Linked DNA regions of Homo sapiens: region 1 is linked to region 2. A link is an interaction called in ENCODE POLR2A ChIA-PET data of the cell type or tissue named here. Cell type or tissue: PC-9. All regions are shown on one strand. Each heading gives the region's core, and the rest is flanking DNA. Links, peaks and the distances in the headings are about the cores only. Region 1 holds the start of RIPOR3-AS1 (RIPOR3 antisense RNA 1). Region 2 overlaps PARD6B (par-6 family cell polarity regulator beta).

What was found. ChIA-PET counts read pairs that join two places held together with the same protein. Peaks named below come from ENCODE experiments on the same cell type or tissue, not always from the same donor. Only the 100,000 strongest peaks of a DNase experiment are listed, where the experiment ranks them.
Region 1: POLR2A ChIA-PET joins it to region 2 with 14 read pairs; 14 of 35 experiments call an interaction of 5 or more read pairs at or near these places.

The regions. Positions count from the first base shown.
Region 1 is chr20:50,639,940-50,654,940 of GRCh38, reverse strand. All of the region lies in intron 1 of RIPOR3 (RIPOR family member 3), which reads left to right. It overlaps RIPOR3-AS1 (RIPOR3 antisense RNA 1), which reads right to left and starts at 9,470. Exons shown (of 3, transcript NR_111906.1): 1 at 9,448-9,470; 2 at 9,055-9,243. RefSeq lists enhancers at 9,862-10,443, 14,038-14,733. In PC-9, for the core only: no CTCF peak of the experiment used is centred there; DNase peaks (open chromatin) are centred at 8,016, 9,200 and 12,240; H3K4me3 peaks cover 592 bases; H3K27ac peaks cover 3,758 bases.
Region 2 is chr20:50,733,285-50,748,285 of GRCh38, reverse strand. It overlaps PARD6B (par-6 family cell polarity regulator beta), which reads right to left. Exons shown (of 3, transcript NM_032521.3): 2 at 10,207-10,429. Among named protein-coding and RNA genes, the nearest start is that of PARD6B, 9.2 kb to the right of the region's middle. RefSeq lists an enhancer at 10,289-10,964. In PC-9, for the core only: a CTCF peak has its summit at 3,577 (motif pointing right); DNase peaks (open chromatin) are centred at 3,655, 4,295, 6,185 and 7,370; H3K27ac peaks cover 7,909 bases.

The DNA of each region.
Region 1 (15,001 bases), core at 4,608-12,607, 94 kb after region 2:
AAACCCCATCTCTACTAAAAATACAAAAAGTAGCTGGTGTGGTGGTGCGTGCCTGTAGTCCCAGCTACTCGGGGAGTTGAGGTGGGAGAATCACCTGAGTTTGGGAAGTTGAGGCTGCAGTGAGTGGTGATGGCACCACTGTACACCAGCCTAGGCAAAAGATTGAGATGCTGTCTCAAAAAACAAAAAGACAAAAAAACAAAAAAACCCCACCAAACACACACAAAAAGCAATGTTTAATTGAATCACCTCCTAAGTGTAAGATGTGGAACAAAGCTGATATAAGAGAGGACAAAGCCACTGGAGATACAGATTCATTCATTCGTTCATGGATGTTTGCTGAGTGCCTCCTATGTGTTAGGTCCTGTCCTCTTAGTGCTGGGGACTTAGCAGTGAACCACGCAGACAAAAACTCTGCCTCCTGGGAGCTTGCAGTGAGCCGAGATTGCGCCACTGCACTCCAGCCTGGGTGACAGAGCAAGCCTCCATCTCAAAAAAAAAAAAAAAAAAAAAAAAAACTCTGCCTCCTGGGAGAGTCATGAGGTCAGGAGTTCGAGACCAGCCTGGCCAACGGAGTGAAACCCCATCTCTACTAAAAATACAAAAATTAGTTGGGCATGATGGCAGGCACCTGTAGTGCCAACTACTTGGGAGGCTGAGGCAGGAGAATCACTTGAACCCGGGAGGTGGAGGTTGCAGTGAACCGATATTGCGCCACTGTACTCCAGCCTGGGAGACAAGAGAGAAATTTCATCTCAAAAAAAAAGGAAAGAAAAAGAAAAAACCCTGCTTCCTAGTACTTGCCCCCTAGCACTTCTAGTTGGGGTGACAAACACCAGACAAGGACAAGGTAATGTTTGGAATGTCAGATGGTATTAAATGCTAAAGAGAAAAATAAAGCAGGAAGAGGGAATTGGGAGACGGGGTCCCGGTGGTCACACTTACAGATAAGGGGCCAGGAAAGGTCTCATGAGAGGGTATATTGAAGTCACAACCTGCAGGAGATGAGGAGAGCGCATTAAATAACAGTGACCTCTGGATCATGCAAGCCCCTTTTCAATGATCTTTCAGCACTGATTATGCCAGTGAGAAATATCCGAGGCGGATGGATTGTTTGACTCCAGGAGTTTGAGACCAGCCTGGGCAACATGGCAAAACCCTGTCTCTACAAAAAAATTCAAAAAGTAGCCAAGTGGGTGGTGCATGCCTGTAGTCCCACCTACTTGGGAGGCTGAGGTGGGAGAATTGCTCAAACCCGGGAGGCAGAGGTTTCAGTGAGCCAAGATGGCACCACTGCACTCTAGCATGGACAACAGAGGGAGACCCTGTCTCGAAAAAAAAAAAAATTAGCCAAGTGTGGTGGCATACGCCTGTAATCTCAGGAGGCTGAGGCAGGAAAATCGCTTGAACCCAGGAGGCAGAGGTTGCAGTGAGCCAAGATTGTGCCACTGCACTCCAGCCTGGGTAATAGAGGGAGGCTGTCTCAAAAAAAAAAAAAAGTATACAATTTAGTGTTTTTTTCTTTTTTTTGGCATATTCACAAAGCTGTGCAACCATCACCACTATCTAAATCCAGAGCAGTTTTACCCCAGAAAGAAACCCCATACCTATTAGTAATGACTCCCATTCTCCCCTCCCTCAACTTCTGGCAATGACTGATCCACTTTCTGTCTCTCTGGATTTGCCTGCTCTGGACTTGCTTGTCCGTGGAGCCATACCTTCTGTGGCCTGCTGGTTCTGGCTTCTTTCACTTAGCATACCGTTTTCAAGGTTCATCTGTCTCACAGCATGCATCAGGGCTTGGTCCCTTTTATATGGCCCTATAGTGTCCCTTTGTATGGCTGTCCCACATTTTGTTTACCCACTCATCAGCTGATAAATATTTGAGCTGTTTTTACTTCTTGGCTACTATGAGTAATGCTGCTCTGAATGTCTGTGTATGGGTTTTGCGTGGACATATGTTAACATTCCTCTTGGATGTATACTTAGGAGTGGAACTGCTGGGTCGTATTTACATTTAACCATTTGCTTAATTTCATACTTAACCATTTGAGGAACTGCCAAGCTGTTTTCCAAAGCAGCTGCGCCCTCTTACATGTCACCAGTAGCGTACCAGGGTTTCAGTTGCCCCACATCCTCTCCAGCGCTTGCTGTGGTCTGTCTTTTGGATGACGACCGCCCTCGTGTATGTGCAGTGGTATCTCCCCAGGGATTTGAGCTGCATGCTCAGCCGTCAGGACTTCGGTCAAGGCTGTGCTTATGGGTATAGAGAGGGCTTGGTGATTTCTTTTTTCTTTTCTTTTCTTTCTTTCTTTTCTTTTCTTTTCTTTTTTTTTTTTTTTTTTTTTTTGAGACAGAATCTCTCTCTGTCGCCCAGGCTGGAGTGCCGTGTTGCAATCTCGGCTCACTGCAACCTCCACCTCCCAGGCTCAAGCGATTCTATTGTCTCAGCCTCCCAAGTAGCTGGGATTACAGGCGCCCGCCACCACGCCTGGCTAATTTGTGTATTTTCAGTAGAGATGGGGTTTCACCATGTTGGCCAGGCTGGTCTTGAATTCCTGACCTCAAGTGATTCACCTGCCCCAGCCTCCCAAAGTGCTGGGATTATAGGCATGAACCACCATGCCCAGCCTCGGTGATTTCTTGAGTGACAGTCGGTGGGGCCTCAGGGTTTGGAGCCTGGGAGGACTTGGGGGTGGGATAGGCCTGGGGAGAGTACATGCCAGGGACAGAACTGGGAGACTGGACCCACCCTTTTCCTGGGCCCAGGGCCACCTCCTCCCTTACAGGTGTAAGGCCTTGGCCTCAGGCTTCATGTAGATCAAGAGAAAGAGGTTCCACAGCAGAACCCTAAATGCAAATGCTTCCTCAGGGAAGCCAGTGCAAAGGAAGTCTTGAGGAGGGAGCTCCACTCAGGCCTGTGCCAGACTCCGAGGGGGAGTTCAAAGACCTAAGGTCTTGTCTTTGCCCCGCCATGTCCACAATAACATAACACATGTACCATCTACTTTCCCTGAAGTTGTGGTTTTCTGTTCAGGTTCCTGATTCCCTAATTGGCCTGTAGCTCCCAGAGCAGCAGATCTGGGCTCCTCCCCCTCTTCTCTGGTGTGTAGGCAGTGCATTGAAGAACACAGGTGCATTGGTGTTAGTTCTCAGCTCGTTTCTAATGTTTAACATATACAGTGTTTCTTGAGCTATTACTATGTGTCCTTACGATGCATACCCTGCTCTGATGATTTCCATGCATTTTATTTCCACTGCTATTTCACAGATGAGGAAACCGAGGATATAAGAGGTGAGGAAGGGAGTGTGGACAACGTTCCACAGCCAGTGGATGGAATTGCCAAGATTCGAACACCGTTCCATCTGACTCCAGAGCCCTTGTCTCTAACCACCAGACTATAGTGGGAGGGTAGATTGAGTAGGGGCCTTCCATTCTCAGGCTTCCTTGACAGAGTATGTATTGGTTTTCTATTGCTGTGTAACAAATGATCCCAGACCCAGCAGCTTAAAACAATATCCATGTATGAGCTCACAGCTGTGTTGGTCCAGAGTCTGGCATGGCTGAGTTCTCTGCTCATCGCAAGGCTGAAATGCAAGATGTTGGTCCGGCTGAGTTCTTGTCTGGAGGATCTGGGGACAAATCCACTTCCAAGGTCATTCAGTTCCGTGTGGCCATAGGACTGAGGTCCCCATTTCCTTCCTAGCTGTCACTGGGGGGCTGCTTTCAGCTTCTAGAGGCCTCCTGTATTGGCCACCTTCACCTCCAAAGCCTGCAATGGAAAATCTCTCTCACGCTGAATCCCTCTCATACTTTGAATCTCCTTGGCCAGTAAGAGCCAACAGGAGGCTGAGGCAGGAGAACTGCTTGAACCCGGGAGGCAGAGGTTGCAGTGAGCTGAGATCATGCCACTGCACTCCAGTCTAGGTGACAGAGCGAGACTCGGTCTCAAAAAAAAAACAAAAAACAAAAAGCCAGTCCTGTTTGAGGGCTCTCTGATTAGGTCAGGCCCACCCAGGCTAATCTCCCTTTTGTCATATAAGGTAACCATGGCAGTCAGATCATAATATTCACAGGTTCTGCCCACAATCAAAGGGGTGGAACCTGTGAGTATTACGGGTTAGAGAAGTCGAGCGTCTTTGGGATCATCTTAATATTCCACTCACTGAGACTGGGGAAGGTCTTGGGTGCTGATAATAACAATAGCAATAGTGATATTGGTACTTCTTTTCCTTTGCTTAGAACTTTGTGGATTACAGACTGATTATACATCTGTAATCCTGCAGGAGACTGTGATGGACTGAATGTTTGGGTCACTCTAAAATTCATATGTTGAGGTTGGATGTGGTGTCTCACATCTGTAATCCCAACACTTTGGGAGGCCAACGTGGGCAAATCACTTAAGCTCAGGAGTTTGAGACCAATCTGAGCAACACGGTGAAATCTCGTCTCTACTAAAAGTACAAAAAGTTAGCCAGGTGTGGTGGTGCACACCTGTGGTCCCAGCTACTCAGGAGGCTGAGGTGGGAGGATTGTTTGAGCCCGGGAGGTGGAGGTTGCAGTGAGCAGAGATTGCGCCACTGCACTACAGCCTGGCAACACTGTGTGAGATGCCATCTCAAAAAAAAATTCCTATGTTGAACCCAAACCCCCGTGCTGTGATTAGGAGGTGGGGCCTTTGGGAGGTGAATAGATCTCGAGGGTGGAGGCCTGGTGAATGGGATTAATGGGATTAGTGCTCTTATAACTTCCAGAGTGTTCTCTTGCCTCTTCCCTCCACGTGGGGATGAAATGAGAGGACCATAGTCTGCAACCTGGAAGAGGGCCCTCACCAGAACCTTACCATGCAGTCACCCTGATCTCCAACTCCTCGCTTCCAGAACCATGAGAAATAACCCCCAGCCCCACTCCCCGACCCACCAGCTTATGGTTCTCTGTTACACACAGACTGCAGGCTATAAAGTATGTGCCTGTATCCCCATTTCACCCATGAGGGGAGTACAGCTCAGACAGGAGACTGCCTAGTTAGCCCGGCTGGGGCTGGAGCCCAGATCTTTTGACCCCAGGCCAGGGCTTTTGGCGCCCAGATCATCCCCTGCCCCCATTGGAAGCCTCAAACCTCATTACCGTCCTTGGAAGGGGGCAAAGTATCTGCTTCCAGCCAGCCTAGCCCTCAGGGAGCGCTTCCCTGTAAACTCACCCCATTGGGTCATCCAAATGGCTTTTACAGGAATTGCCACTGGGCTGAGCGAACCTCACCTCATTAAGCAGGAAAAGCAATAAAGCCTGAGGGCTGCAGAATCAGAATAGTTCCTGGGCAGGAAGGGCCCAGTCCCTGTGGGTGGGGGTGGGGGACAGGCAGGCTGGGCCAGGCCTGGCTGCATGGCCAAGACCAGGGGTCCATGCTCTCCAGAGGGAAAGTGTCAGGACTGTCACCATTGTCCCACCTCTGAGTGTGCCAGGCATCCTTCCCAGGGGCCTACATCTTTTCTTTTTTTTGAGATGGCTTGCTCTGTAGCCAGGTTGGAGTGCAATGGCATGATCTCAGCCCACTACAAACTCTGCCTCCTGGGTTTGAGCGATTCTCCTGCCTCAGCCTCCCGAGTAGCTGGGATTACAGGTACCCACCACCACCCCTGGCTAATGTTTGTATTTTTAGTAGAGACGGGGTTTCGCCATGTTGGCCAGGCTGGTCTCCAACTCCTAACCTCAGGTGATCTGTCCATCTTGGCCTCCCAAAGTGTTGGGATTACAGGTGTGAGCCATTGTGCCCTGCCTCTAATTCAATACCGTCATATCCTTATAAGAAGAGGAAGAGCTGTGAAGACAGAGACACTGGGAAGCACCATGGGACAACAGAAGCAGAGATTGGCGTCATGCAGCTACAAGACCAGAAATGCCAAGGATTGGTAGCCATCACCAGAAGCTAGGAAGAGGCAAGGAAGGATTCTTTCCTAGATCCTTTAGAGCAAGGGTTCCCAACCCCTGGGCCATGGACTTGTACTTGTCCATGGTCTGTTAGGAACTGGGCCACATAGCAGGAGGTTAGCAGCAGGCAGGTAAGCGAAGCTTCATCTGTATTTAGAACCACTCCCCATTGCTTGTGTTACCTCCTGTCTGATCAGTGGAGGCGTTCAATTCTCACAGGAGCACGAACCCTATTGTGAACTACGCATGCGAGGGATCTCGGCTGCATGCTCCTTATGAGAATCTAATGCCTGATGATCTGTCACTGTCTCCATCACCCCCAGATGGGACCATCTAGTTGCAGGAAAACAAGCTCAGGGCTCCCACTGATTCCACATTATGGAATGTGAGTTGTATAATTATTTCATTATATATTACAATGTAGTAGTAGAAATAAAGTGCACAATGAATGTAATGCACTTGAATCACCCCAAAACCACCCACCCAACCCCCACCCTGGTCAGTGGAAAAATTGTCTTCCACAAAACTTGTCCCTGGTGCCAAAAAGGTTGGGGACCGCTGCTTTAGAGGGAGCATGGCCCTGCCGACACCTTGATTTGGACTTCTAACCTCCAGAACTGCAAGACAATAAGTTTCCCTTGTTTGAAGCCACCCAGTTTGTAGTATTTTTTTTTTTTTTTACAGCAGCCCCAGGAAACCATAGAGTACCCTGGATTTTTTTCTTTCTTTTTTTTAGAGATGGAGTGTTGCTATTGTCACCCAGGCTGGAGTGCAGTGGCATGATCTCAGCTCACTGCAACCTCTGCCTCCCAGGTTCAGGCAATTCTCCTGCCTCAGTCTCCCGAGTAGCTGGGATTACAGGTGCCCACCAACACACCCAGCTAATTTTTATATTTTTAGTAGAGATGGGGTTTCTCCATGTTGGTGAGGCTGGTCTAAAACTCCTGACCTCAGGTGATCCACCCGTCTTGGCCTCCCAAAATGCTAGGATTGTAGGCATGAGCCACCGCGCCTGGCCACTACCCTGGATTTTAACCTTAGCAGCACAAAGTGGTAGGATAAGCTATAAATTATATTTTGTGTTTTCCTTTTAATGAAGAGAAAAAGAGCAAGTCCTCGCAACTGAAAGTAACTGTAAGATAATTTCAGTGGCTTCCAATGTATAGATGAGGAACTGGAGGCTCAAAGAGGATAAGTGACTTGTCCAAGGTCACATAGTGAGAATGAGGTGGCCGGGTGCGGTGGCTCATGCCTGTAATCCCAGCACTTTGGGAGGCCGAGGCGGGTGGATCACGAGGTCAGGAGATCGAGACCATCCTGGCTAACACGGTGAAACCCTGTCTCTACTAAAAATACAAAAAATTAGCCGGGCATGGTAGCGGGCGCCTGTAGTCCCAGCTACTTGGGAGGCTGAGGCAGGAGAATGGCGTGAACCCGGGAGGCGGAGCTTGCAGTGAGCCGAGATTGCGCCACTGCACTCCAGCCTGGGTGACAGAGCAAGACTCCATCTCAAAAAAAAAAAAAAAAAAAAAAGAGAATGAGGCAAAGGCTAGACTTGAACTTCTGTTGACTCCAAGGCCTCTGCTCACCTCTGTGTCAGTCTGTGGGTGTGTATCTCACAGGTTATTGGCATGTCTGCAAAGAGTCCCAAAATCCTGGTCCCCAGACGTCACTTTTCTTTTTTTTCTTTTGAGATGGAGTTTCGCTCTTGTCGCCTAGGCTGGAGTACAGTGATGCGATCCTGGCTCACTACAACCTCCGCCTCCCGGGTTCAAGTGATTCTCCTGCCTCAGCCTCCCAAGTAGCTGGGATTACAGGCGTCCGCCACCACGCCTGGCTAATTTTTGTATTTTTAATAGAGACAGGGTTTTGCCATGTTGGCCAAGCTGGTCTTGAACTCCTGACCTCAAGTGATCCGTCCGCCTCGGCCTCCGAAAGTGCGGATTACAGGTGTGAGCCACCACGCCCGGCCCCCTTTTCTTTTTCACATGAGCTCAAAACTTAGTACTGTCCTTTTTCTTATGGGAACTACCTATGCTAGCCACATTTCCTGTAATATGAGCCCCTATGAAGCAAGCCTTCTTTCCCTGGTGATCTTTATTACAAAATTGGAGATGCATTCCCAACGAAATCATCTCCCAGTAGACCCAAGCAAGAATGTTTGGCAAATAAGAAATTAATTAATAAACAGCTTGTAGTACACAAACTTTAGTGTCTGCCTGGAATATTTTGCAACACTTTTGGAAACTCTAGAATTACAATCCCAGCACAAGCTGTTTATTTCAGGCTGTTAGGCCACATACATATCTCATATGCTTGAGAATCTAGTGACTCCACTCTGAGCATCAGGAATGGAGCCCCTGTTCCTTTTGTGTGGGCATTTATAGTGGCTGGTAGAGCAGGGTTGCAATACCTGGGGAGACCAGGAGGGGGTCTGCTTCCAACAGGAAATGGATTTAAGGCTAAAGGTTCTTGAAATTCAAGGCTTTGGGTTCTAGAAAATAAGTCTGTTCCTTTGGGAGGAAATCCACTTTCCTCATGATGTAGGTTAACCATCTGACTTAAAGTTGCTCAGTCCTGGGCCACGCACAGTGGCTCCCACCTGTAATCCCAGCACTTTGGGAGGCCCAGGAGGGTGAATCGCTTGAGCTCAGGAGTTTGAGACCAGACTGGGCAACATCACAGCAAAACCCTTTCTCTAACCAAAGATACAAAAATTCCCCTGGCATGGTGGTACACACCTATGGTCCCGGCTACTCAGGAGGCTGAGGCAGGAGGATCACTGGAGCCTAGGACATTGAGGTTGCAGTGAGCTGTGACCGCACCACTGCACTCCAGCCTGGGCGACATAGTGAGAACCTGTCTATAAATAAATAAATAAATACATAAATACATGAAGTTGCTCAGTCCTGGGAATGGAACAAAGAAGATGTGAAAAAAAATCTGACTTTTCTGCCTCCCTGCATAGATCCTGCCCCAGGGAGGCGCTTTAGCTGGGGTCAGAGTGCCTGGAACAGTCTCCCTCTCCAATAGGCACCAGGATGAAAAAGAAACTGCATATTTCACTGTCAAAAGAAAAACCAGAACAGCAGGCCGGCTTGATGTGTCTCTTGTAAATTGTTTACCTCTGGAGGACCAGATGGCTCATCTCTTGTTGAACCCTTGACCACTTCCCGTGCTGTTAACAGCCTCCACTAGCAAACAGACCCGGCTCCACCGGCTCACGTGGCTGTGCGGGAGTCCCAAGGCCGGCTGGCCTGTGGGGAGTTGTGGGCATTCCAGAGGGTTGACTCAGCAGTCCTGGGCTCCGGATGCTTGAGGAAATGCAAGACAGGAAGGATCTAGGTTAGGCAAATGGTCAGGTGTGGCAGGGATGGACAGCAGCTGGAGGGAGCGGGGATGGGCTTGAACTGCGCATGCCCACAGGGTTCCCAGTGCCCTTAGGCTATGGCCCTAGCGCCTCACCCTTCTAACGTAGGGTCCTTCTAACGTAGTCCCCATTCACCTCACTCGCTCACCTCTTACCACTCAGATGCCTTTGAATGTCAGCCTCTCCCCCGGCCCCACCTCGCCCTGGCTACGTGTTGGGTGGAGTGGGAGAGGCCGCATCTCCCTGCTGCCTTACAGACCTGGGAGAATCCGCAGACACAGGATGGATTGCGAACAGGCTCTGTCCTATGACATGAGCTGGCTGTGATTTATTTTTGAGGGATAGGAACGGGACACAACGGTGCTCCTGCCTTCCTGGGCAGGGGTAGCGAGCTTTTGGCCGTCCCTGCCTGGGCTCCATCCTTAGACACCACAGAACAAGGCCTCTCTGGAGCTGGCTGCTGGGATTTTTTTGTAAACTACTGTATAATAAGAAATGGGGGCCAGGCGCAGTGGCTCATGCCTGTAATCCCAGCACTTTGGAAGGCTGAGGCAGGCGGATTGCCTGAGGTCAGGAGTTTGAGACCAGGCTGGTCAACATGATGAAACCCTGTCTCTACTAAAAATACAAAAAAATTAGCTGGGCTTGGTGGCGTGTGCTTGTAATCTCAGCTACTCGGGAGGCTGAGGCCGGGGAACTGCTTGAACCACGGAGGTGGAGGTTGCAATGAGCCAAGATTGCGCCCCTGCACTCCAGTCTGGGTGACAAGAGCGAAACTCCGTCTCAAAAAAAAAAAATAAAAAATAAAAAATAAATAAAAGGGCTGGGTGCAGTGGCTCACACCTGGAATCCCAACACTTCGGGAGGTTGAGGTTGAGGATCGCTTGAGCCCAGGAGTTTGAGAATAGTCTGGGCAACATGGTGAAACTCCGTCTCTACAAAAAAAAAAAAAAAAAAAAAAAAAAGCAAACAAAAAAAAACAAAACAGAAATTAGCCGGTCATGGTGGCACATGCCTGTAGTCCCAGCTACTCAGGAGACTGAGGTGGGAGGATTGCTTGAGCCCGGGAGGCAGAGGTAGCAGTGAGCCAAGATTGCACCACTGCACTCCAGCCTGGTGATAGGGCCAGATCTTGCCTCAAAGAAAAAAAAGAAAAGAAAAGAAATATGTACCAATCCAGGTTATAAAAAGTATTTCATGTTTATATTAAACAAATTAATGCATTTAACATGTATACATGTGCTCCTTGAGAAACTAAAGTGGTAATTTGTTTCTGTGCACAAGAAAAGACTAGAATTAACATATCTATTTTAGCAGTTATAAAATACTGTTTTTAGTGTCAAAAATGTGCCTTAAGAATTTTCGGTTGGGGTCAGGTGCAGTGGCTTATGCCTGTAATCCCGGCGCTTTGGGAGGCTGAGCTGGGAGGATTACATGAGGCCAGGAGTTCCAAACCAGCCTGGGCAATATAGTGACAAACTAAGGGACATTTTTATTTTTTATTTATTTTTAAATTTTTTTAGAGATGTGGTCTCATTCTGTTGCCCAGGCTGGAGTGCAGTGGCACAATCCTGGCTCACTGCAGCCTTGAACTCCTGGGCTCAAGAAATCCTCCTGCCTTAGCCTCCCAGCTGGGTGCGGTGGCTCACGCCTGTAATCCCAGCACCTTGGGAGGCTGAGGTGGGCGGATCACGAGGTCAGGAGATCGAGACCATCCTGGCTAACACGGTGAAACCCCATCTCTACTAAAAATACAAAAAATTAGCCGGGCACAGTGGCGGGCGCCTGTAGTCCCAGCTACTTGGGAGGCTGAGGCAGGAGAATGGCAGAATGGCGTGAACCCGGGAGGCGGAGCTTGCAGTGAGCCGAGATTGCACCACTGCACTCCAGCCTGGGCGACAGAGTGAGGCTCCATCTCAAAAAAAAAAAAAAAAAGAAAGAAAGAAAGAAATCCTCCTGCCTTAGCTGGGACTACAAGTACATACCACCATGCTCAGCTAATTTTTCAACATTTATTTTTAATTAAAACAATTTATTTATGAGTGACCATGACCCAAGACATAGCCTCAGGGGGTCCTGAGAACATGTGCCCAACTTTTTTTTTCACTTCTTGTAGAGATGGGTCTCTCTGTGTTGCCCAGGCTGGTCTCAAACTCCTGGCTTTAAGCGGTCTTCCCACCTCGGCCTCCCAAAGTGGTGGGATTTGGCCAGACATGGTGGCTCACAGCTGTAATCCCCACACTTTGGGAGGCCAAGGCGGGAGGATCACTTGAGGTCAGGAGTTTGAGACCAGCCTGGCCAAGATGGTGAAACCCCAACTCTACTAAAAAAAAAAAAAAAACACACACAAAAATTAGCCTGGCCTAGTGGTGCACACTTGTAGTCCTAGCTACTTGGGAGGCTGAGGCGGGAGAATCACTGGAGCCTGGAGGCAAAGGTTGCAGTGAGCCAAGATCCAGCCACTGCACTTCCGCCTGGGCGACAGAGCGAGACTCCATCTCAAAAAAAAAAAAAAAAGTGCTGAGATTACAGGCTTGAGCCACTGCATCCAGCCCTGATGGACATTTTTCTATTCTTTTTGGGTTTTTTTTTTGAGATGGAGTTTCGGTCTTGTTGCCCAGTCTGGAGTGCAATGGTGCAATCTCGGCTCACCGCAACCTCTGCCTCCCGGGTTCAAGCAATTCTCCTGCCTCAGCCTCCTGAGTAGCTGGGATTACAGGCATGTGCCACTACGCCCGGCTAATTTTGTATTTTTAGTAGAGACAGGGTTTCTCCATGTTGGTCAGGCTGGTCTCGAACTCCTGACCTCAGGTGATCTGCCCGCTTTGACCTCCCAAAGTGCTGGGGTTACAGGCGTGAGCCACAGCACCTGGCCTCTGATGGATTTTTTTTTTTTAAATCACTGTGGTAATCATGTGGGGCAGAGGGTGAGAGGGAGGCAGAGATTGGTCCTGGCGAGCAGGGGTGGAGGCAGGAAGGAGGGGACAAATTCACGGTATTTCTGAGGAGCAGTGGAATCTCTTGACTAAGGCCTCATGGGGGGAGGGGGGAGATGGAGACATACCCTGGGGGACTTTGCAGCCTGGCTGGGAAGACAAGCTTCTCCCCCAGGGAATTAAACACCAGTGGTTAACAGATTAGCAACTTAATCTTAGAGACCAGAAAGCAGTTTCCAAATTGTAAAACACAGAAGGAAAACCTGTGACGGATTTGGCCACATAAGTATTTGAAGCTTGTATCTCTCTCCCTGTTTCTCTCTCTCTCACACACACACACACACACACACACACACACACCCACAGAGAACAATTTAAGATTAAAAGGTGAGGGGCTGGGAGAAAACTGAGAAAGGATGGTCATCTAGGATTTATCAGCCGCTCCCAGCAATCAAGAAGAAGAAGGCAGATAACTGGACAAAGGAATAGGCACTGAAAATTCCCAGAAGAGGAGATTGGGAAGCCGGTAAACCTAAGGAAATGTGCTTAATCTCATTAGGAATCAGGAAAATGCAAAGTAAACAAAGCCCCACCCCTAAGAGTAGTAGCCAAATGTAAAGGAGGGAAGTGGGAGCAGGAGGAGCCTCTCCCCCTGGGATGGGGAGGAGCCGGCCAGGTTCTGCGGAAGCAGAAGGGGGTGGGTGTACTACTGCCATGGCGCAAACACACATCCAAGGGCTCTGCAGGGGGCCCCACCCTTACCCCCCAGACCATTTCTAGGAGTAGGGGCTGAACAGGACCCAGTGGAGGCTACCGCCCTGCATTGGGAGGGTTAAGTAAGAGGCTGAAGGTCAAGTGAGAGGTCCTGCCGGGCACTTCCAGCGGCTCTGTCTCAGCCAGGCCAGTGGCCATGCGGAACTGGGAGCAAGGAGAGTGGGAGATAAAACCCTCAGTTTCAGTGGTTTAGCGTGGGAAACGCTAAAGTGATCTGTGTAACACAGCTCCTGGGTGGGGAAGAGATGGGGAAGGAGCCTGTGGCCTGGAGGTGGCTGGGGACAGATTCCCAGGATGGCTGGAAGGGGTCAAGGGCAGGGCCGTGCTATGACTTCCCTGGGCACCGAGCATCTTGGCCTGCAGTGGCCCTTCCAATAAGAAATAGGACCAGGTGTGGGGCTCACACCTGTAGTCCCAGCTACTCATGAGGCTGAGGTGGGAGGACTGCTTCAGTCCAGGAGTTGGAGGCTGCAGTGAGCTATGATCACACCACTGCACCCTGGCCTGGGCCACATAGAGAGACCCTGTCTCTAAAGAAATTTTAAAAAAATTAGCCGGGTGCAGTGGCACATACCTGTAGTCCCAGCTACTCAGGAGGCGGAGATGGGAGGATCGCTTGAACCCAGGAGGTCAAGGCTGCAGTGAGCTGTGATCCCACCACTGCACTCCAGCCTGGGTGATAGAGTGAGCCCTGTCTCTCTCTCAGAAAAAAAAAGAAGTGAGCCGGACGTGGTGGCTCACGCCTGTAATCCCAGCACTTTGGGAGGCCGAGGCAGGCGGATTACCTGAGGTCAGGAGTTTGAGACCAGCCTGACCAACATGGAGAAAATCTGTCTCTACTAAAAATACAAAAAATTACCCAGGCGTGGTGGTGCATGCCTGTAATCCCAGCTACTCAGGAGGCTGAGGCAGGAGAATTGCTTGAACCCAGGAGGCAGATGTTGCGGTGAGCCGAGATTGCGCCATTGCACTCCAGCCTGGGCAAAAAGAGCAAAGCTCCGTCTCAAAAAAAAAAAAAAAAAAGAAGTGCATATTACAACTTGCTATAACAATGAATACATTACTCTTATATAATAACACATTTTCTTTGACCTAAAGAACATTTTTTTGCCTTCTGATCCTAGAAGTAATTCACATGTGTTCGTGGGCGCATGCGTGGGCCTGTGCGTCTAATGGAGAGGTCACTGCAGAAAGGAAGCTCAGGGTTCTCCCAGGCAGCGGCAGGGTGTGGAAGTCTTTCTTTGCCTTTTTGACCGTTTTGTAGAGGGAAGCTGCTCTGCTGTCCAGCCCTGCGGAGGGGGGCAGGGTCTGTGTCCCCGAGATGACAGAGGGTTGGGGGCAGTTCATTCCAGTGACCAGTGGTTGGCCGAAGAGTGCTTTGGAGTTCAGCCCACCTGGGTTTGAATTTACATCCTCCCCGCATGGAGCTAAGCCTGACCAGTGCGTGTGTTCACCAAGCTCAGGCGTCTTTTGTTTGTGTGTTTTTGGATGGAAAGGGGAAGCAGCCCTTCACCCGGTCTCTCCTCCCTTGCAGCCGTGCCACAGGGCCAGGGTTGCAATGAAGGCAGGTCTCAGGCAGGTCTCGGCTCTGCTCTGGCAAACGGGCCCCAGAGGTCTGAGGAATCCAGCCAGCTCCTCCAAGCTCATGTCCTTGGTCTCAGACCTACAGGCTTTGTGCACATCCTAGGCTGGTGACAGCATGTGTGTGTGTCACGGCTGGAGTGGCAGAGGCCCTGTGGGAGCCGCAGACCCAGGGCCGCTCCGTAGGTGTCAGGCTGTGTGGTCTGCCAGAGTCCCACACCTGTTCGTGTGAGGGGAAGGTGCCCGAGCAATACTGTAGCCAACCAAATACCATAGTGTCTTCAATACTACTCATTTCGCCCATGGAAAATTATGCCTAAGCCACCATACGGGTTAATGAACCCTCCAGCCCAGGTCCGAAGAGATGCCTTTAGCACAGGGACGTGTGGCAGTGTCTGGAGATGTGCCAGG
Region 2 (15,001 bases), core at 3,554-11,553:
TGCCACCCCCGCCTCCCAGGTTCAAGCGATTCTCCTGCCTTAGCCTCCCAAGTGGCTTGGGATTACAGGCATGCGCCACTATGCCCAGATAATTTTTGTATTTTCAGTAGAGATGCGGTTTCACTATGTTGGCCAGGCTGGTCTTGATGGAACTCTTGACCTCAGGTGATCCACCTGCCTCAGCTTCCCAAAGTGCTGGGATTACAGGTGTGAGCCACCTCGCCCAGCAGGAATTCTTGATCTCTCATTTTCATTTTGAAAGAGGCAAAGGTGGAGTTTTAACTTTTTTCTTTACTGTGTGAAAAACTATGCATAAAGTTCAATGGTATTTTGTCCTCAGTGGTGGTGACACAGACAATAGGAAGTAGTAGGACTCTGGCAAACTGGAGAGCTCCTGCCTCATTTAGATGGCATAGCTGCTTCTCAGTTCCTCGCAGATTTTCTTCATGCCAGAAAGTCTTGTTTTTAGGCAAAATCTTGCGATCTTTAAATACTGCCGCCTAATTAAATAATAAACTAAAAGGGAAAACAGAACACCTAACACCAGATATGGTTAAATTATATGGCTGAAGGAAGATAGTCTATAAACAAAACATTTCATCAGAGAATGAGAGGTAAAACAGAAAATGAAACTAACAGCAGAAACAAAAGTTAAAATAGTATTTTCAAAAATAACTACAATGAGGATAAACTAAAAAGTGAAATTTACATGAATTAAAAAAAAAACACAACAACTTCAATAATGCCTCTCCCTGGTTTTCCAGTGGCTAGGCAAAAAAAAAAAAAAAAAAAAAAAGAAAGAAAGAAAAAAAGAAAAAGAAAAGAAAAGACAACAACAAAAAATAAATGGCTTCCCTCCTCCTCCACAAAATAGTTGAAAATCCTAGTCTCAGCTGCTGCCACAGAAAACACCAATCTCACCATCTTGCGTTTGTATAGCGCTTCAACTCATATTCTCTTGTTTAATCCTAAACCCCCTCATTGCTAAACTATTATCATCTTCACTTTATAACCAATAAATTAAGGGTACAACGTAAGTTACACAGAAAGAACTAGAGCCCAGGTTTTCTTACGAGGCTAGTATCTTCCAAGTCACAATAATGAATGCCAAGTATCAATTATGTCAGAGTATGGGGAGCTTTAGTATTCTTTTCTGATGCTGCGTGAACACTCTTCAAAACCTAGTTTCAGATAAATATATAAGGTTACGGGTATCTTATTTTTTTGGCATTTTTTTCCCCTTGGGGACACTTGTAATCATTTATAAGTATTTGCATTGGGCTCTTACAGAGACAGAAATGTATTTATAATATGGCTTTGGATATAAATCCATTGGTACAACAATCTTTTTGGCAAAAAAACCTATCAAGAATAGTCTTCTGGTAATGTGTTTTCTCAAAATCATACATATTTGTGTTTTAAAACAATCAATAAGGAAAGCCTATATAACATTTATAAGGGAAATTCCAGACCATATAAACTGAGAACAGTATTACGTTGCCTACATACCTACTCATGGGAAACCTAACCAAAATAAACTCCAAATCTGCATAATTTGGCATCACATCCAGACTCCATTTGAATGCTCTCTGCTAAATTCTCAAAAGCAATATGCCCCAGTACAAAGCCACCTTTGTTCTCCCATCTAGCTAATCAGTTTCCAGCCACTGGGAAAGAAAATATTTTGGCAGAAAGCCAGGGTTCAGGGTGTTAAAGTGTAAAGGTGAATGTCCACAAGGAATTGGAGTTGACTTTCTACCTGAACACTATCAGAGCATTAAACTCAGAATGAGATGGAAAGTTTGAAAACTTGATCATAGCAACTGTCCACTTGTATAAATTCACTTATGCAACAGTACATGATATGGGCTGATACAGCAGCACCGCATTTATCCCAAGCCTTTTCTTCAGCCAATGATCTCGGCTAACTGAACAGACAAGGATCCACCTAGAAGGCCTCCAAATAGTCAAACTGGATGTCTTACTTTCTTACACACAAATAGTGGCTGTTCTTCACTTATCCTGCAGGGCTTCCCTCTGAACCTCTTACTCTTTAAACATTAATTCTGAAAAGCCTAGTAATCTCATTCCTTTGCTCATAGAGGGTCATAAACCACACATTCAGAGCAAAGGGTAAGGATCCATTTGTGGGTGGCAGGCAGATGTAAGACATAAAAGCTTCACAGTGAGTAAAAAGCAAATCTAGAAAAAAAAAAAAACTTCTACATAAGCTCCATCAGTATCCCCATACAGTAACAAAACAGCAACCATTATAGTACAGCCATCAACAAAGTTCAAGATTATGCCCCACTTGAAGATCAGAGGAAGAAATCAAATAATGAAATAATGTTTTAAAATGTTCTAATCCAGGGGTTGACAACCGTTTTCTGTCAAGAGTCAGACAGTAAATGTCTAGGTATTACAGGCTATATAATCACTCTTGTAAAAGCAGCCACAGACAATCCATAAAATATTATGTGGCCAGGCATGATGGCTCATGCCTGTAATCCCAGCACTTTGGAAGGGCGAGGTGAGAGGACTGCTTCAGCTTAGTAGTTTAAGACCAGCCTGGGTAACATAGCAGGACCCTGTCTCTACAAAAATAATTTTAAAAATTAGCTGGGCATGGTGGTTTGTTTGTGCCTGTAGTCCAAGCTACTTGGGAGGCTGAAGTGGGAGGATCACTTGAGCCTGAGAGGTCGAAGCTGAAGTACGCTAAGATGGCACCACTGCACTCCAATCTGGGCAATGGTGAGACCCTGTTCCAAGAAAATTTTATATGCAAAAGCAGCCAACAGGCCTTAGTTTGCCAACTCTTGCTCTAATATAAAATGGTTAAATGAGATAGATCTGGCAACTTTTTTTTTTTTTTTTGAGACGGAGTTTCGCTCTAGAGTGCAATGACACGATCTCGGCTCACTGCAACCTCCACCTCCTGGGTTCAAGCGATTCTCCTTCCTCAGCCTCCCGAGTAGCTGGGATTACAAGCATGCACCACCATGCCCGGCTAATTTTTGTATTAGAGACAGGGTTTCACCATGTTGGTCAGGCTGGTGGCGAACTCCTGACGTTGGGCGATCCGCCCACCTTGGCCTCCCAAAGTGCTGGGATTACAGGCGTGAGCCACTGCGCCCAGCCAGATCTGGCAACTTTAAAAAGATTAAATATCACTTAAAGCAAATTAGATATTCAAATTTTGCAGACCCCTTCATTCCTAATACAGAAAAATTAATCACCAAATATTTAACGAACACTGACTATGTGCCAGGAATTGTGCTCTGTGGTACAGATTTGGTGAATAAAATAGGTATGGTGTCTACTTTCGTGGTGCTTACAATCTAAAAGAGGAGATGGCAACTAACAAATAATTTCAAATACTCTAAGTAAATTATAACAAAGGTGCTGAGAGCTATAAGCACACCATGCTGGGGAAGTATGTAAAGGGGACCTGGCCTGGCTTGTAGGAGTAAGGCAAGGCTTCTCCAGGGAAGTGATTCTGTGAGGAAAACCAGCCAGGGGCTAATAGTAGAAGGCAAGAAGAATGTTCCAGGCACAGGACTCGACAATATCCAGAAGAGGGAGGGCCAGACAAAGAAATCCAATACAGCTAGAACAGAGGGTGAAAAGCAGGAGGGAGGGAGGGAGGGAGGGAGTCAGGAGCTGAGTCAGAGGCAGCCAGGGGCCAAACAGACAAACAGGGCCTCCTGGGAAGTACCAAAGTTTACAGACTTTAGCCTAAGGGCAAAGGGAAGAAAATCAAGGATTTTAAGGGAAGACAGTGATAGTGAACTCATTTGGTTTTTCTACAAAGCTCACTCCGGCTGCAGGCTGGAGAAGGACGTGGAGGGGGAGGACAAGAAGCTACTGCAGCCAGCGCAGTGCAGTGGGTCACACTTGTAATCCCAGCACTTTGGCAGGCCGAGGTGGGCGGATTACCAGAGGTCGGGAGTTCGCAAGCAGCCTGACCAACATGGAGAAACCCCATCTCTACTAAAAATACACAATTAGCCAGGCATGGTGGCGCATGCCTGTAATCCCACCTACTCGGGAGGATGAGGCAGGAGACTCACTTGAACCCAGGAGGCGGAGGTTGCCGTGAGACGAGATCACGCCATTGCACTCCAGCCTGGGCAACAAGAGCGAGACTGCTTCTCAGAAAAAAAAAAAAAAAAAAAAAAAAGAAGCTACTTCAGTAAATTTGGATGGCACCTGGCCTGGAGCAGAGGACATGGAAATGGGGAGACAAATCTGAAAAATAACTAGAACACAGTTTTAATAGGCTTGGTGACTGACTAAAAAATAGGTATGTGTCAAAGGTGACACCCACGTTTCTGTTGTGAGTAACTGGTGTCACATACTGAGATGTTACTCCACAATTTCTTTTTTTTTTTTTTTTTGAGACGGAGTCTCGCTCTGTCGCCCAGGCTGGAGTGCAGTGGCGCGATCTAGGCTCACTGCAAGCTCCGCCTCCTGGGTTCATGCCATTCTCCTGCCTCAGCCTTCCGAGTAGCTGGGACTACAGGCGCCCACCACCAAGCCCGGCTAATTTTTTTGTATTTTTAGTAGAGACACGGTTTCACCATGCTAGCCAGGATGGTCTCGATCTCCTGATCTTGTGATTCGCCCGCCTCGGCCACCAAAAATGCTGGGATTACAGGCTGTAATTTATTTTTTTCATTTCTGGGCCATATCTTTTGTTAAAACTATAATTTACAATTTACTACTAAAATGTATATTCCTTAGACAACTTTAAACCCTGATTCATAAAAATGTAACCTTAAAAGACACCTACAAAATAATGTCCAATGCACAAAATCTAAGAGATGATTTAGATGCCCAGTTACCAGCATCTGGGCCACAAAGTCACATCTGTGTAAGGGCATGCCCTATGAGAGACAAAGTTTAAAGCAAAGCCTTTCTAGTGTTCCTAATAAAACGAGAATAAATCGAAGAGGTAAACATATGTGTCTGGTGTCAATCAAAAACAGACGGTGTTATAGCAAGAAGTCTGGATGTAGAGATTCTGACTAGATCTGGAGAGGGGTCTGTTCTGTAGCACATCAACAGATCCTCCACCTGGCTGATTATCAGGACTGGCTGGGAAGCTTTTAAAAATACACATTTCCCTGGCTGAATTCCAAACTGACAGGAATGACCTGAGTATTTTTAAAAGGCGCAAGCTTTAAATATTTTTTTAAAAATTTTTAGTGCACAGCAATAACCTCAACAATGAGAGCAGAAAGTCTATTCTGTACCTTCTCTTCCCCATCTCCCGAATCAATTAGGATAAACTCTAATACTCTTAACAGGGAATGGGGGATTGGGATCCTCTGCATGAAAATAACTTTTAAGATACCAGGTTTCTTGTGCTTTGTTTTTGCTCCCATGATAACTGCTCTAGGAATAGAGTATGGGGTTTTTCTTCTAACAATAAATTGTTATAAAAATTTTTCAAGATATCCAACAACACTATCTTAAACTTCAGACTATAAAGTAGTTTACACATTGAATTGTAAGCTTTCACTTTAAAGAAATTTTAGTAGAGTATCAGATGTTAAAAGATCACATAGTTTTAAATTTTAAAATGGTTTTGCAATTTGCTTTTCAAAAATCACTTGGGGGCCAGGCGCAGTGGCTCACACCTGTAATCCCAGCACTATGAGAGGCTGAGGAGGGTGGATCACCTGAGGTCAGGAGTTTGAGACCAGCCTGGCTAACGTCGTGAAACCGTGTCTCTACTGAAAACACAAAAATTAGCCGGGCATGGTAGCACACGCTTGTAGTCCCAGCTACTTGGGAGACTGAGGCAGGAGAATCGCTTGAGCCCAGGAGGTAGAGGCTGCAGTGAGCCGAGATCACACCACTGCACTCTAGCCTGGGCAACAGAGTAAGACTCTGTCTCAAAAAAAATAAAATAAAATAAAATAAAATAAATCACTTGGGGCCAGGCACGGCGGCTCCCACCTGTAAACCCAGCACTTTGGGAGGCCGAGGTGGGCGGATCACTTGAGGTCAGGAGTTTGAGAACAGTCTGGCCAACATGGCAAAACCCTGTCTCTACTAAAAATACAAAAATTAGCTGGGCGTGGTGGCACGCATCTGTAGTCCCAGCCACTCTGGAAGCTGAGGCACAAGAACCTGGGAGGCGGAGGTTGCAGTGAGTGGAGGTCACGCCCCTGCATTCCAGCCTGGGTGACAGAGCAAGACTTAAAACAAAACAAAACAAAACACCAGTACATATTAAGTGTAACTTCTGCCTTACTGATGCCTAACTGAAATCAAAAAGCAAACAGAAAATGTGCTGTAATCAAGCAGTAAAATGTAACTATACTTAATGTCATACTTTATATTAGTTCCTTGAATTAAATGTTCATTAAGGTTTACATAAAATCAGATTTCTAGTTAAGCATCTGCTCAACTTTGCTTAAAAGACAGAGTGCGGCCGGGCGCGGTGGCTCACGCCTGTAATCCCAGCACTTTGGGAGGCCGAGACGGGCGGATCACGAAGTCAGGAGATCGAGACCATCCTGGCTAACACAGTGAAATCCCGTCTCTACTAACAATACAAAAAAAAAAATTAGCCGGGTGTGTTGGCGGGCTCCTGTAGTCCCAGCTACTCAGAGGCTGAGGCAGGAGAATGGTGTGGAGCTTGCAGTGAGCCGAGATCGCGCCACTGCACTCCAGCCTGGGGGACAGAGCTAGACTCCGTCCCCACTCCACAAAAAAAAGAGTGCATGCATTATAGTACACTAAGTAAGTCTGCCAGATTTAGATGCTGCGACCTGATGGTAAACCAGACAGACAGGAAACAAGTTAACATATTCTTAAATAAGATATTTCCAGGTCTTCAGAGGATGATGTGGTAAAGGTGGGAAGGTGGAGGGCTTTAGTTAGGGTAGTCAGAAGAGACTCCTCTGACAAACTTATCTGAGCTAAGCAGGAGGAGGCAGACGTGGGAAGAACCGAGGGTGAAGTGTCCTTAAGAATAACCAAGCATAAGAGCACAGAAACAGAAACAAGCTAACGGCTGGGTGCAGTGGCTCACACCTGTAATCCCAGAACACTTCGAGGCCAAGACGGGTGGATCACCTGAGGTCAGGAGTTCGAGACCAGCCTGGCCAACATGGTGACACCCCATCTCTACTAAAAATACAAAAATTAGCCAGGCATGGTGGCATGCACCTGTAGTCTCAGCTACTCAGGAGGCTGAGGCAGGACAATCACTTGAACCTGGGAAGCAGAGGTTGCAGTGAGCCGAGATTGCACCACTGCACTCCAGCCTGGGTGACAGAGCAAGACTCCATCTCAAAAAAAAAAAAAAAAAGAAACAAGCTCATCAAGTCTGAGGAACAGGAAGGAAGCCAGTGTGGCTGACTGTGATGAGGGAGTGAGAGAATGAGGGAAGATGAGGTTGGGAAGTCCAAATCAGAAGGGATTTTATTCTGGTTGCAATGGGAAATCATCAGAGGGTTTTAAGCAGGAATGAACTGACTACCTACTTTCATTTTTGCTAAAGTCATATTTGTATTAAATTTATATTTTTAAAATCTAAAATATTTCTGTTGAATTGCCTATTTCTAAATCAAATTCTAAGGGCTATCAATTATATTGGACATTTTACCATTAATAAATAGAAAACATTTGCACATAGAAACATATTTCTAAGTTGTAATTCCTATGACAACAATAAAAACCATCAAAGGTCTCAATAAAAATTATACCACCAATAAATAAAAACTTAGAAAGGAAATAAAAGATAACTACCCTTAAAAGATGTTAGGATTAATTCCATAATCATGCAAGAGTATAATTCCATTAACAAAACATGTGGTGGTATAACTCAACTGTCATAATCTTTCTACCAAAGGGGATAATCCAACAAAATTCTGTCACATGGCAATACTTTAAAAACCCACTCTATATTTGAATGCACATCCAAACAGCAACTAACTTTTTAAAGAAAATTACAATTGCTAACAAGAAAGGCCTATTATTCAACCATAATTATTTAAATTCTTCCTCCTTTTCCAGCACTCTATATATAGCTTTCCAAGGTTCTATCCATGGTCTTCATCTCAGATAGCCTTTATGTCTACTCCCAAAATTTTAACTATCACTTTTCAAAAAGCTTGCAAATCTAACTAGTTTTTGGATTTCTACCCTGAACTTTTGTCTACCATTTCTAATCTTCTGAATGACTGGTTAAGATTATTTGTCCTAAGACAAAATTCATAATTTTCTTTTCCAAATCAATCTACTCTGCTTGTTCATGACACTGTCCCAGCTGTCAGACTCAAACCATCAAGATATGCTCTGCTGGACTCTCCTTCACTGCAAAGCAGCCACAGTGAGTGCAATGACTCCCAAGTATTTCCCCTCCTACCTTCCCGCCACTGCCTTCTCCCCTCCCCCCACCCTTCCCCTCTACTTCTAGGCCAGTCTCCTCACTTCTTTACCGCCTGCTCCTGGCTCTCTACTGTAAGACTGCTGCCCACTCCAATTCATCCTGAACAGCCAACTGAATCTTCCTAAGGTCATACTCTCATTATATCGCATTCCTGTTAATTACCTTTGAGATCCATCTCAGGAAACTTTGGGAACATTAATTTGTGTGTGAAAGTATTTTGTAAAATAGTCAAGTGATATAGGCAGAGGTTATCCTTGGAGGTTTATTTTGTTGGTGGACTTTAGTTCCTCCAAACCCAGGAAAGCAAAGATACATAATCAGTGGAATTCCAGAGCCCTGGGAGTGGTCTAATGCTTATCAACTGATTAGAAATAGTTTTCACCTTCAAAGATAATCCCCACCCATTCTCTCAAGCTACTTTCTTTTCAAAAAAATTTTTTTGAGGAGTCTTGCTCTGTTGCCCAGGCTGGAGTGCAGTGGTACGATCTCGGCTCACTGCAACCTCCACCTCCTGGCTGATTCTCCTGCCTCAGCCTCCTGAATAGCTGGGATTACAGACATGTGCCACCATGCCCAGCTAATTTTTGTATTTTTAGTAGAGATGGGGTTTCACCATGTTAGCCATGCTAGTCATGAACTTCTGACCTCAGATGATCCGCCCGCCTCCACCTCCCAAAGTGCTGGGATTACACACGTGAGCCACCAAGCCTGGCCGCTCTCAAGCTACTTTCTGGGTTGGCTTATAAATACCGTAAGTCTTTAATTTATCCCAATACCAGGCTTGATGCTCTCATGCTGGCTTCCCAAACCACTTCATTTACAATTGAGAAAGGAAAAAATGGTACATACCATAATAAGCCCTACCCTGCCTATCTGCAGACACACATACATACACACACAAAGGCTACGAGATTAAAAAAAAAAAGTTTTAGGACTCAAAATACATTTGAAAATTCTTGGCTGAGCATGGTGGCTCATGCCTATAATCCCAGCACTTTGAGAGGCAGGGACTGGAGGATCACCGGAGACCAGGCAACATAGTAAGACCCAGTCTTTACAAAAAAAGAAAGAAAGAAAGTTATTGCCAAATAGTGATTTCAATTTTTTTGGAAGACTAATTAATATCAGTGTTTACATCCTTCCACAATAGTAACTTCCCACCTCATTTTCCAGATAATTAACTAGTTTTATACAATTTCTTTAAAAAGTATCCTAAAAGTAAAAGAAAGAAAGTATTTACTGGGTGCTTACTATAAGCCAGGGCACTGCACTTAGCTCATTTAATCCTCATAGTAATTCTACAAAATATTATAATCTTTCTATAGGTGCAGACATTGAGACTCAGGAAGATTAAATGGCTTTGTTTCTGGTATTTATTAACTGGTAAATACAGCCTTTGAAAGTTGGTTGCCACCAAAAAACAGGAATGCTTTGGATTCCAAAGTCACACTCTTTTCACATTTTTCTGAGTGGAGAATAATCCATTTGATAAAGTGAAGATTCAATAAATTCCCAATATTCAATAAATTCCCAATTTCTACTTAAGGAAAAATAAAACCAAAGAGGTTAACACAAAAGTAACTAGAAATATAAATTTTCTAAAGTACACTTAGTGAAGCATAAAGATATTAATTAAACCAACAATATCACAAATGTTTTAACCCACATGTTAGTTAACATAAGAAGATTCACACAAAATGTTTATTCACTAAGTTTGTGGCAAAGTCTGGGTATCCTTTCAGTGGGGAAAATACACTATTTCTATTTCTAACACAATTTTTCTAAACAGTGATACTTACCCTTCTTTTGTATAAATATCCTAAGCAGTGGATTGGCCGTTGAAACAGCTTTGTGATAATTATCATCATTATTTATAGGTAGTAAGTCTCCATGGATGTCTGCATAGCCTACCAAAACGTCAACATTGGGGATCTTATGAACATGTTGTAGTAATCCATAAAACTCCTCAAATTTTCCAGGTTTTGATCTTTCCAGCGAAAACCGACGAAATTCAGCTCCAAACTATAAACGTAACAAACATATTACTTAAAAAAAAAAAAAAAAGTAAAAGGACCCAATTTGAAAATGCATGCCATAGAAAAATTAACGAGCAGAGCAAGTATTTTTAATTAAGGAAAGATTGTCTATTGTGAAGAACCTTACTATCAGGGATTTTAAAAAGCCTAAGAAAGGCACAAGAATGTGCCTCCTGACTGCTGTGTCTCTGAAGAGCATTCCTTTCAAGAGAGGCAGGCTCAACTCTATCTATCCCTGGGGTACCTAGGCCTTACTGCGGACTGTTCTGCATAGTGACTCAGCTCAAACCCTGTCTGGAGCCCAGACTCTGACGGCAATGCTCTCCTCAGGTGCATCATGGGGTACCAAAGACTTGTCCAAGTCCTTATTTTGACCAAAGGAAAGCATTTAAGTGTCCTCCCCCATAAATGGAACTAGGATTTCATGGTATGTGGTAAGAATCAACAGCAAAATATACAAAAAGAACTGTGAGCTACGTGGCGTTAAGGTATGATCTTCCCTATGTTAATGCAGAAAAAAATAAGCTTCAGTAATACATCAAATGTATGTCCTATAACTATCCAATTAACGCACAAAGTGTTTATGTGTTTGGCACAGTGCTAGGCCCTAGAGATTGAAAGCCTCGAGCCTGCTCCAGAAGCTCACCAATTAGTGGGTAAAGAGAATAATTACTTCAGGGAGGTATTAAGAGATCACACAAATGGGGCGGAATGGGGAGGAAGACAGCCTCCATCATGCCCAATACTTACCTTCACAGTTCTGATTCTGAAGTCTGTTTCCCTACACCTCTGTTTTCCCAATGTCAAATAATTAAAAGTGACTCTTATTCAACACTAAGAACTGAGGCCAGGCGCGATGGCTCACATCTGTAATCCCAGCACTTTGAGAGGCTGAGGCGGGAGGATCACAAGGTCAGGAGTTCAAAACCAGCCTAGCCAACATGGCAAAACCCGTCTCTACTAAAAATACAAAAATTAGCCAGGTGTGGTGGCACATGCCTGTAGTCCCAACTACTCAGGAGGCTGAGGCAGGAGACTCTCTTGAATCTGGGAGGCAGAGGTTGCAGTGAGTCGAGATCATGCCACTGTACTCCAGCCTGGGCAACAGAGCAAGACTCCGTCTCAAAAAAGAAAAAAAAAAAAAAAACCAAAACACTAAGGACTGGCTTCATCTAGTCCATGATAAACAGGATTTATAACACTGTGGGAATAACATGGCATTTCCTCAAACGTGGAAACCTAAGAAAAGTTAATCTGCCTTCCTCAAAAAGTGTCCCAGTCATGTAAGTTTGAGAAACGCTACATAATTATGCTCTTGGGAATCACTGCGGAGACCAGCACTTTAAAGGCTCATTTAAGCCCTATGTTGGTTTTTAAAAATATTTAAACGAACGTTTGCCTAATGTGTTTAACCACTGAACTCATATTTCTTCCACCTATCTATTACTAGCAAGAAATACTAATGTAAAAATATTATGTCCCAGAGAAAAAAGGAAAAGAGAAATACTGTTGGTACAGCCTTAAGCATCATGTAGAGAAAGCCCCTACCATAATAATTTGAGTTTACAAATATGTCACTTCATTTTCCCAAAGGTCCCATGGGACATCTGGATTCACTGGTTTTGCTCTATCTAAAGTTCACCTGCTCTGCTTACACCCATACTCCTCAGTGGTTTTAACATCAAAACTCACTAAAAACACCTCTTACCTCTAACAAAAATTAAAATAGTTCCCAAAACACATTCCTGAAACATAAACACTAACATCTGTCAAGAAAATAAGGTGACTCATACCTAAGGCTCTCAAAAAGTTTAGTCACACCTTCACATTTCAAAGTAAATAAAAACTCAGGGAACACCCTTCATATCAGTTAGTCTCATGATGTTATCAAAAGTCACAGTTTCTCCTCCATTTTCTTTATTCTGGTATCACAACATGAAGTTGCTAGTGCTTGCTGATTCATCCACAGGGTTTATCACTTCCCCTGATGTATGAATGGGAATAACATCTGATCATTTAACATTTTAGGGCTTCAATGTTTTTGTTAAAGCTTTTGGATGAAATTTCTTCGCTCAATATTTTCTCTTGCTTAACTGTTATGATAAAAACAATAAAAAATTGTATGGCTTCATGGTATATTTGCACTTTTGCCAATATTGGCATGGGAAAAAAAAACCCAAGAGAAATTGTTATGCTTCTTGCAACACAACAATAGGATTAAGGGAACTTTTTACATGAACAAAAACACTAAGAGACAAAATTAAGATTCAATCAGCAATTATTCACTTGTGAACCATTTACAACTGTTTCATAGCCTAGTTTGCCCTAGCCATCCAGAATGTGTATGGACTCCCTTCCCCCAGTGTCTGTTGGTACATTCTAGAAATGCAAACTTAATTTTCATAGTCTATTTGCCTATGAATAATAATTAGGAAATTTTATGACTCAAAGACTGTTCCAGGGTTATTAAAGGACATCATCAAGATTATTGATTAAGAATCTTCCCAACACTAGAGATACAATTAGGAAGATAAAACAGTTACCAAAGAAAAGTCACATACTAGCTGGTACCACAAATTGAACTATAGGTATATTTACATTCTCCATTCTTTTATCATTACTATTTTTCCCTTCCACGTGTGAAGATAATAATGTTGACACTACTGCTTTATTGCATTTTTTTATTTTTTTGAGACAGAGTCTCCCTCTGTCACCCAGGCTCTGAAGTGCAGTGGCGCAATCTCGGCTCACTGCAACCTCCGCCTCCCAGGTTCAAGCAATTCTCCTGCATCAGCCTCCGGAGTAGCTGGGATTACAGGCATATGCCATCACGCCCCACTAATTTTTATATTTTTAGTAGATACAGGGTTTCACCGTGTTGGCCAGGCTGGTCTTGAACTCCTGACCTCAGGTGATCCGCCCACCTTGCCCTCCCAAAGTGCTAGGATTACAGGTGTGAGCCACCATGCCTGGCCAACATTACTGTTTATATGAAGAAAAAGAGATCCTAAAAATGGACCGGAACCCAGTGTGGTGGCTAATGCCTATAATCCAAACACTTTGGGAGGCCTAGGTGGGAATATCACTTGAGCTCAGGAGTTAGAGACCAACATGACCAACATGGCAAAACCCTGTCTCTAAAAAGATAAAAAAAAATTGAAAATAGTAAGAGAAAAATGGACCAGCTAGGTGCAGTGGCTCACGCCTGTAGTCCCAGTACTTTGAGAGGTAGAGACGGGCGGATCACTAGAGCTCAGGTGTTCAAGATCAGACTGGGCAACATGGAGAGACCCCATCTCTACAAAATAAATAAATAAATAAATAAATAAATAAGCTGGGTGTAGTGGTGCACGCCTGTAGTCTTGCTACTCAGGAGGCTGAAATCGGAGAATCGCTTGAGCTCAGGAGGTTGAGGCTGCAGTGAGCCGTGATCGTGCCATTGTACTCCAGCCCGGGTGACAGAGCAAGATCCTGTCTCAAAAAAAAAAGGACCGGCACACTACCTAGTTTTGGTTATAAACTCTTAGCAATCAGTTTTGTAAAAAGCTGTGGTATCACTAAAGCAATGTCAAAGAAAATACTGTTTCAAAAACCCTTCCAAATATTTTTTAAATGGTTAAGGTGACAAATGTTTCAATCTACTGAAAATAAATGTATCAGCAATATATATTTGAAACATATAAGGTGTCATAGACATACTAGAAACACTCACTACCTATATCTTGCCTATTTGTCAACAGCTAGAATAGTGGGACCGACTTCATTCAGCACATGTTCCTAGAATCAGTGTATGATTCTATTTAAAAGACACAGTTAGCTGAAAGTGCAGTATGGCAGTTCAAATATACAACATGTAGTTTAGACAGAAGTAAGTGAAAGATTCACAAATCAGTTGACAAGAGAAAGGCAAAAAGCCTGAAATTCCAGTTTTAAAGCACTCAAGGTTTCTTAGTACTAGAGATAAATTACTATTTGATTGTATTTATCAGTATACTTAGAATTCCTACTCATTTTTTTCTGTGGAAAAAAATTAAAGACTTGCTACCAAGATTAGGGCTATAAACTTAAAATTTTAAGATTATGCAATATCACAAGTGTTTTTCTTTCCATAACCTCAACTCCCACAAATCCAAACTAAACTTATAACAAAAATGCCATAAGAAGGTTCAACCACTGGGCATGGAACCTCTACTGCCACCATACCGCTAAAGGAAAAGTTCTGCTATGTATTTTGGGTCATCTTAACGCTATAGCTCAAGCAAGTCACTTCAATTTGCTATGCTGTGCACAGAGGACACATGGACATGCACATTCCTTAAATTGCTGTAACTACACGTCTTTTCTTACTAATTCTGAAACTAGTGCCAATCCTCATGTAAGTGCCAAGCCGTTTTTGTTTTTGTTTTGTTTTGTTTTTTGAGATGGAGTTTTGCTCTTGTTGCCCAGGCTGGAGTGCAATGGTGCAAACTTGGCTCACTGCAACCTCCACCTCCCGGATTCAAGCGATTCTCCTGCCTCAGCCTCTCAAGTAGCTGGGATTACAGGCATGTGCCACCAC